2 separate regions of the Homo sapiens genome follow, and region 1 is linked to region 2. A link is a contact called in ENCODE Hi-C or POLR2A ChIA-PET data. All regions are on one chromosome and are shown on one strand. The core of a region is the stretch at or near the end of the contact, and the rest is flanking DNA. Distances in the headings are between cores, read along the strand shown. Region 1 overlaps PYGB (glycogen phosphorylase B). Region 2 holds the start of APMAP (adipocyte plasma membrane associated protein).

What was found. A loop is a pair of places that touch in the nucleus more often than their neighbours do. ChIA-PET counts read pairs that join two places held with the same protein, here RNA polymerase II (POLR2A). Pooled maps may share reads with other maps.
Region 1: a loop to region 2 is called in a map of posterior cingulate gyrus, with 2.9 times the contacts of the local background. The contact joins the enhancer-like site here to the promoter of APMAP in region 2. A Hi-C loop is called at or near these places in 6 of 168 maps with a recorded cell type or tissue (GM12878, OCI-LY7, Ramos and 3 more), 1 of 37 single-sample maps with no recorded cell type and 9 of 50 pooled maps. POLR2A ChIA-PET finds 5 or more read pairs at or near these places in 1 of 52 experiments (common myeloid progenitor, CD34-positive).

What each region holds. Positions count from the first base shown.
Region 1 is chr20:25,271,734-25,275,342 of GRCh38, reverse strand. PYGB (glycogen phosphorylase B) reads right to left here. Exons shown (of 20, transcript NM_002862.4): 5 at 620-751. Among named protein-coding and RNA genes, the nearest start is that of PYGB, 25 kb to the right of the region's middle. Within about 2 kb of position 2,187, at least 8 of the 41 ENCODE cell types and tissues checked have a DNase peak (open chromatin) inside an H3K27ac peak, as active enhancers do.
Region 2 is chr20:24,990,280-24,994,077 of GRCh38, reverse strand. It overlaps APMAP (adipocyte plasma membrane associated protein), which reads left to right and starts at 1,327. Exons shown (of 9, transcript NM_020531.3): 1 at 1,327-1,484. The coding sequence starts at 1,390. RefSeq lists enhancers at 773-1,273, 1,186-1,425, 1,556-1,635, 1,656-1,715, 1,274-1,774.

The DNA.
Region 1 (3,609 bases), core at 938-3,437, 280 kb before region 2:
CCTCACGTGGCCTCTGCGTGCCTGGCACCCGTCGCTGCCGAGCACTCTAGGCTCTTGCCCTGATTCCCCATCAGCACCCTGCTGGGCAGGAGGGCCTGGCCCCATCCCCGGATGTCACCCAGGCCTCGCACACACTCCAGGGGCTCTGACAGTTGACGCTTTGAGAGCCATGGGCCACGTATGGCGCCAGGAGGCCAAGCGAGCTTGTCGTGTGCTCCACAGAGATAGTGGGAGCTGTTTTCGCCCACCCTGGGGGTCCGTGCCCCCATCCCATCAGAACACCCTCCTGCCTGCCCTTAAGCAGCGGGGTTCTCGTGAGCATCTGGCTGTGAGTGGACGCCCAGCTGCATTCTTAGCCCCAACACACAGCTCCTGCCCAGCGGGGCTTCCCCCATGGAGTCTCGCTGCTGTGCTCAGCGCTTCCACTGTTTGGGAAGCTCCCATCAAAGTGTAAGAGACTGGGGAGTGAGGAGAATAAACCTCCCCCGGCTTTTACCTTAAGTCCTCCAGGGAGGCAGCAAGCCCCCCAAGCCAAAAGAAGCTGAGCTGTCTACAAATGAGCCGCAGCAGCCCCCTCACCTGGCTCCAGCCTTGCCCGCAGACATTTCAGCCCAGGTACCTGTGTGTCCAGCCACTTCACGCCGTCGGGGGTGTGCTCCACGCGTCCGTAGAAGTGCACGGGAAGCATATACTCAGGCCGCGCTTTCTCCCAGGGGTTGCCGTAGCGCAGCCAGTCATCGGCCTCCTCTACCTGGAAAGAAGCCAGCTGTGAGGGCACCCTCAGCGCAGATGTCCCAGGCCACCGCCCTGTCCTGGACCCAGCAGACCGTGCGGTCGAGATCACACAGTGCCTGGCACTGAAATTTACCTACAGCCACTTACCAGGTCGGGATTCCCACTTCTGGCGAAGCCCACGTGGGTAAAATGAACACAGTGGACACTAAAGTAACAAACTCAAAATTTAGAAACACGTGCCCAAAAAGAAAGACACTAAGAACCACTGACTGACACATGCTCCGATCTGGATGGAGCTTGAAAAACCTACACTCAGTGAAAGAGGACAGACAAAAATACCACGCATCACACGAGGCTATTTACAGGAAAATGTTCAGAACAAGCACCTGCACAGAGACAGAAAGCGGGTGAGAGGCTGTCAGGGGCTGGGTGTGACTGCAAATTGGTGCAGGGCTTCTTTCTGGAGGGATGAAAATGTTCTCAAGATAGACAGTGGGGACGGTTATCCAACTCTGAATATACTGAAATCGACTCTCTATTTCAATAAAGCTGTTATAGAAGAATCACTAGAAGACATTGCTTTGACGGGGACACACTGGCCAGGCGGAGGCTCACGCCTACAGTCCCAGCACTCTGGGAAGCCAGGGTGGGAGGATCGCTTCAGCCCACAAGGTCGAAGCTGCAGTGAGCTATGACTGTACCACTGCACTCCAGCCTGGGCGACAGGGCAGGACCTATCTCTAAAAAAAAATTATTAAATTAAAATTAAAAAAGAAAGAAAGTGACACTGCAAATCCGCAAGTGCTGGGGCCAAGTTGGCAGCTGGCAGTGAGGACGCCCTGGATGCACCCAGGAAGACAAGCTGTTCCGGGAGGGCTTCCAAGAAGAAGCTTATTCCCAGAATCTGTGCCCAGTGGCACTAGAGACGAGTAACTACATGAAACCAACCCCCACACTAAAAGCGGCCCTGCAGATTCGAGCCACCCTTGCACAGAAGCACTAGGGGGCTGCTTTACCACCACGTGACAGAGTAACTCCATCTGGTACAGCAGCAAGGGCGGATTCTGAAGTCTCAATTACTAAAACTGAAATGAGATCAAGTCTCTTCTCTTCAGAATGAACAGGCAGCCCTAGTATGCTACACTGAGGGATTTCCTCTTCATGGTTCCTACACAGACGCCAAGAGTCACGAGCAAGACTGTCTGGGCTGTGCTCTTCCGGAGGCCCCTCCGCACAGCAGGCCCCTCCGCACAGCAGGCACCTCCCCATGGTACTCCCAGCAAGACCCTTCTGGTGGCGTCTCCTTGTCCGCTGTGAGATTCCCCAACACCAGGGCCTGGCCATCTGCAGAGTTAGTCCAGGAGTCGTCGGCAGAAGCAACAGCTTCCCACATACAAAGGCAGCCTGAGTCTCCCTTGCAGGGCCTCCCTGCCCCCTTGGCCAGGGTGCCAAGCAGGCTGGCCTGCGGCCCCTCTGGCCACATGCTGCTGGCCAACCCTGCCTGTATTTACTTCTTCCATGGCTAAAGCCAACTAAAAACCCACTGAATCTGAACAGTTCCCATGAAAAGGGGATGGGAGGAGGGGTGAGCTTCACTTACTGATCATCCTAAACTATCACACAAAGTTGCAAGAGTTACAGGAACGAGGACCACCAGAAGGAAAAATGTCTCCCTGGTAAAACAAAAACCACCACCAATACCTTCCTGCTGGAAACCCTAACACCAGCTAGGCGAAGGGGAGCCTCTGAGCTTCTGCCTTATAAACCCACACGTGACATGGGGACTGCTGGGGGCCAGAATGAATCAGAGCATCAACATGTGCATGGACTGGACTGCCCTGGAGCTCAGGCACGCGGAGGGCTGGGGCAGAGCTGTCCGGAGGCAGTGGAGAAAGGCGCCTTTCTAAGGTTGCAGAGGGCATCTCCACAAATCAAGCAATGGATCCGAGTCCGTTTTAGGTTACTTTTAGCCATTTCTTTTCTTTACCAACATTTTATTATGAGCGTTTTCAAACATGCAGAAACATTATGCACCCACACCTAGGTGCTGTAAATGGTCTGTTGTTTCTCCGTCCACCAATCCATTGATTTTGGGGTGCATTTAAAGCAAGCTGCAGATATGAGTCCACATTCCCACTAAACGCATCGCTGTGCGTGTCATGGACAGCAGCTCCTTGCGTTTATGTTTTGGGTTAATTTCTCCATGGTGAGATACATGAGTCTTACAGACGCCATGGACGAGCCCTGGAGGCTGCACCTGCCGTTGAGGCCCAACCCCCCTTGCCACTCCCACCCCAAGGATATCTCTACTACCCGTCATGCACACATTCATTGGGGTTGTACATTCTGATGCTACAAATCTTTTGATTCTAATCCCAGACCAGCTTTATTTGTGACTTTTAGGCCCCAAATGATATTAAATAAACCATTTTCTAACCGAATGGAATAGTGGTGACTTTCATTCTGAGGCACATGGGAAGGGAGCTGCTCGCCAGGGAGGAGGAGGTTGCATTTTAAGACCACGCCCTCCTCCCGGCCATGGTCTCAACCATCTCACTTAGCTGTAGTGTGAGGCTTCAAGATCGAGGCTCACTCCTTCCAAGGGCCACTGTACTATGCAGAGTCCAGCCTCTAACCCCAAGGACACTGTCCCCTCACTGGGGTCAGGGAGTGAAGGGAGAAGGTGGGAGCAAAAGCTACAACTGCTCTTCTAACTACTTAGGGCCAACATCCCACTGAGGCTGACCCCGAAAGTACCACCCTGCACTCTGCATTTTGGTGCAGAGGGTCACCAGAGTGACCCTCACTGCCCGGCTGCTACTGGCCCTGTCTGGGAGCTGCTGTAAGGCTCACCCAGGATTCTGTGTCCTGCAC
Region 2 (3,798 bases), core at 78-2,577:
GCAAGAGGGATAGTCCAGACAGGCAGGAAGGCGTGAGATCATACAGTACTTTGTTAACACTATCCCTGATTTAATAGCTGTATTGGCTATTCTCAATGACACAGAATGAAGTAAAATGTTGTCGAGGCCTGAATTATTACCTGGGATCTCTGGAGAACTGGATTTGCACAGCTCTCCACTTCCCTCAAGCTGGTTCTTCCGCTCTTTGAATGAATAAATAAAAAGCATTCACATGGAATTCTAGTGCCATCTAGCATTTAAAAAGGTAAAAGCCTCCAAGAGGAAATTATTTCTTAACACTGCATTTTGAACATGGCTTTTCCAGAGATAATTCCTCGTGCCACTGGTAACGGGCTTTGATTTCTTCTGCCTGTCACTTCCTCCAGATTCGATTCCTCTTTGAATCTCAAATGCTCTCACAAGATTCAGCTCTTCCCTTTTGAAGCAATTATTACGTTTGATAATTTTACGTCTATTTTATGATGATGATCTGATTAAAGTCATCTTTCCCACTAGTTTAATTTCTATAAGGAGGGGCCTTGTCTGTGATTTGCCCACCATCGTCTCCCAGCACCTGGGAACATTTCTGGTTTCCTGCAATACTGTTGAAAGAACAATGCCTCTCTATGCTTTCTTAAACTTTGTTAGTGATAATTTCTACTTCTACCTGGACTTTACTTAAGGGTAATCCTTAATAAACTTTATCAAAACTTAATAAACTTTATCAAAACTTAATAAACTTTATCAAATGTCTGTTGTAATCGTCACAAAAAGATTTAATACTCAACATCTGGCCTTAACCAGAGGGAAACATTTTCTAGCCCAAGTTTTCCCCTTAACCGGCTGAGTCGGGGAAGGATGTAATTTTCAGGCAGAGGTGACTTCGTTCCAAGGGTGTGAATGCATTATTTTTGACGCTGCCTGTAAGAGCAGGGTCGCTGACACTGAATAAACAGCGCTATCCTCTCCAACGATAAAAGTGGCCAACATCTCGTGCTAGCAATTCCCAAGTGCGTCATGAGCATCCCCGTCCTCAGAAACGTGAGACGAAGGCGGCATGCGCAGGCACTGGGCTAGACGAGCCCGAGGTTGAACCACTCGCGTTCTGGGCCCCGGAGTCCGAGACAGGCGGGGACCCCGGCAGCTCCCGGTGCTATCTCTGAGCGGGTTCCGAGCCCCACTTCCGGGCGGTCAGAATTAGCCTCAGAGCGCCGAGCAACGACGCGCCGGGGACCTCCCGCCCATGAGGCCGGAAGGGGCGGGGAGAACGCTGCGGAATGGTCCCTGGGCGCAACGTCATTTCCGCGTACGGGGGAGGGCGGGCCTGGAGTCTGAGCCGGCGCCGCTCAGTGTGAGGTGGTTTCTGCGGGTGAGGCTGGCGCCCGTACCATGAGCGAGGCGGACGGGCTGCGACAGCGCCGGCCCCTGCGGCCGCAGGTCGTCACAGACGATGATGGCCAGGCCCCGGAGGCTAAGGACGGCAGGTAGGGCGGACTCCCAGACTGGGCGCTGGAGCCGGGCCGCTAGGAGTGGAGGGCGACCCTCTTGGACAGCGGCGACGGCAGTAACAGTAACCTGGGGATGCGGTGCCGAGCGCGTTGTCAGAGTCCTCTCGTTTCATCCCCAAGAAAAACTCATTTTTCCGAGGAAGCAGGCTCCGACAAGGCGGATGTACCTGCCAGGTCTTTCAGGTTCGGGTGCACCCTGCGCCCAGTCGCCGCGTTGTCCTCGGCTCTCCGGACCCGAGACCGCCTCGCGCCGCTCCTTTGCCTTCCCTCCCTCACTCCTGCCCCACCCTGCATAGCGGTTGCTTCCTCGCCTTTCCCTCGCTCCCCTCGCGCTGTCCTTCCTTTGGCTTAAATGATCCCCCTGAGCACAGCTACTTGGCCGGGGCCCTGCGTGTTCCTGGTTCCCCGCTCGCAATTTCCCGAAGGGAGGAGGTCCCACGAGATGCTGGGGTCCTGCCTCGTTATCCGGCGAAGAGATGGCTTCTACACTTGCTCTTCTGCACCTGCCCCCCTCACGCTGCGTGACCAGTCCTCACCGCGGTTCTTGGAAAGAGTGGAGAACAGTAGTGACATTGTAGGCAATTTTTGTGAGAATTCAGCCTGGCAGTTTTTCCTGATAGGGATGGAGAAACATAGGAAACTGTAGTTGTTGACACCTAAGAAATATCAGGTTTTGCCCTTTGCCTCCTCTCCCATCTTTCAGAATATAAGAATGCTGTGTTTTGTTAGCTAAAAACTGAATCATGATTCGTAAGCATAGATTTCAATATAAGATACTTAAAATTCACTTTTCAATTCTGTGTCCTGAATTTCATAACTTTTAAGTTTCAGGGAGAATCAAGAGGCCCCATAGACCAAGCTTGAAGTTGTGGGACTGATTGACTTATATTTGATAGAAATACTGGAAATATTTGTTCATCAGTAGTGTGCCAAGAGGTGGTGGGGTACATATGAATGAGAGGCAGTTTTTGCCCCTGTAGACTGAGTTTATTGACTGATGATAAGAGGAACACATTTGAAGGAGAGCGATGGCAGGAAGGAGCATTTAGGCTCTAGAGAGGCAATTTAGAGAGAAGACTTTGCGGTGATAGTTGACTCCTTGGGCCAGTGAAAAGATCGGGAAGATGCTCCCATATATCCTGACCAACCATCCTGCGTTGCCCTGGACTGGGGTTTCCAAGGATGTAGAACTTTCAGTGCTAAACCTGGGCAAACTGGGACAATCTGATCACCCTACTTACTGTGAATATTGTGAATTAATCATCTGTTGATGATTGAGGAGCCATTTAGAATGGACATGCAAGAATTGGCAACACTTTCCTACAGAAATCTTGAAAACAAGGCATTTTTACCTGAGAAATGGAAGAGCAGTGGCCTGAGTTTGTCATTAGGTGCAGTGTGTTGAAAACCAGGGCCTACAGCCCCTGAGGGCACCGGTTAGGTAGTCCCAACTCTCAAGTTGGCTGGCTCACACTTCTGGCCCCAGGGCAAGCAGGCAGACTTAATTGTTTTTTTCAGGTTCTCTGTGGGGATTTCTTCCTTAATGAGTAAGTAAATCTGATTCTAAAGTCATCTTTTACTGCCTGATCTTTTCCAGTGTGCCTTTTACATTTATGTTTACTTATTTCCTTGACTTCCCTGTCCATGAACATTGTTCCTGTTTCCCTGTGTTTGTCCTTCTTGTTTGTTTATCCCTTTTCTGTATATCTGTAATGATCTCTTTCAAAGTGAGGTCTTGTCACCACCCTTCCTTTCCGCAATTATTATTGTAACATGGTAGCTGTTTTTCTTATTTTTCTTCTGCATTTCTCCTATATTTTTCATTTATTTTGTGGTCATTTCTAGTAGTTCATGTAATAGTATTCTTGATTACCTTAAAAGTCGAGGGTTCAACATAAGCCAGGAAAGCCTGTGTATAGTGGGCGAAGTAAAGGAATCTAAATTCAGAAGTAAAAACACGAAACTATTAGAATAAACTTTAGCACTTTAGATGTGCTAAATAGAATAAAGGAAGCCTTGAAAGACATATTACTAAACTGACAGAACTAAGACATAGATTTTAGCAGTGGTAGGGACCCCTAGTAATACGTTGGGTGGTCTCCCAACTCTTGGCACAAAAGGTGGGTGTTTGCTTTGTTTTGCTGATGAGATCATTGAGGTCTATGTGTGTGAGGTGGTTTATATGAAGTTACAGAGAATAGAGTCAAAAGAGAAATGAAAATGAATGAAGAAGGATAGAACTGGCAGCTGGACAATGACTGAGAAGTGTATTTTTAAAATTATGCTTTGG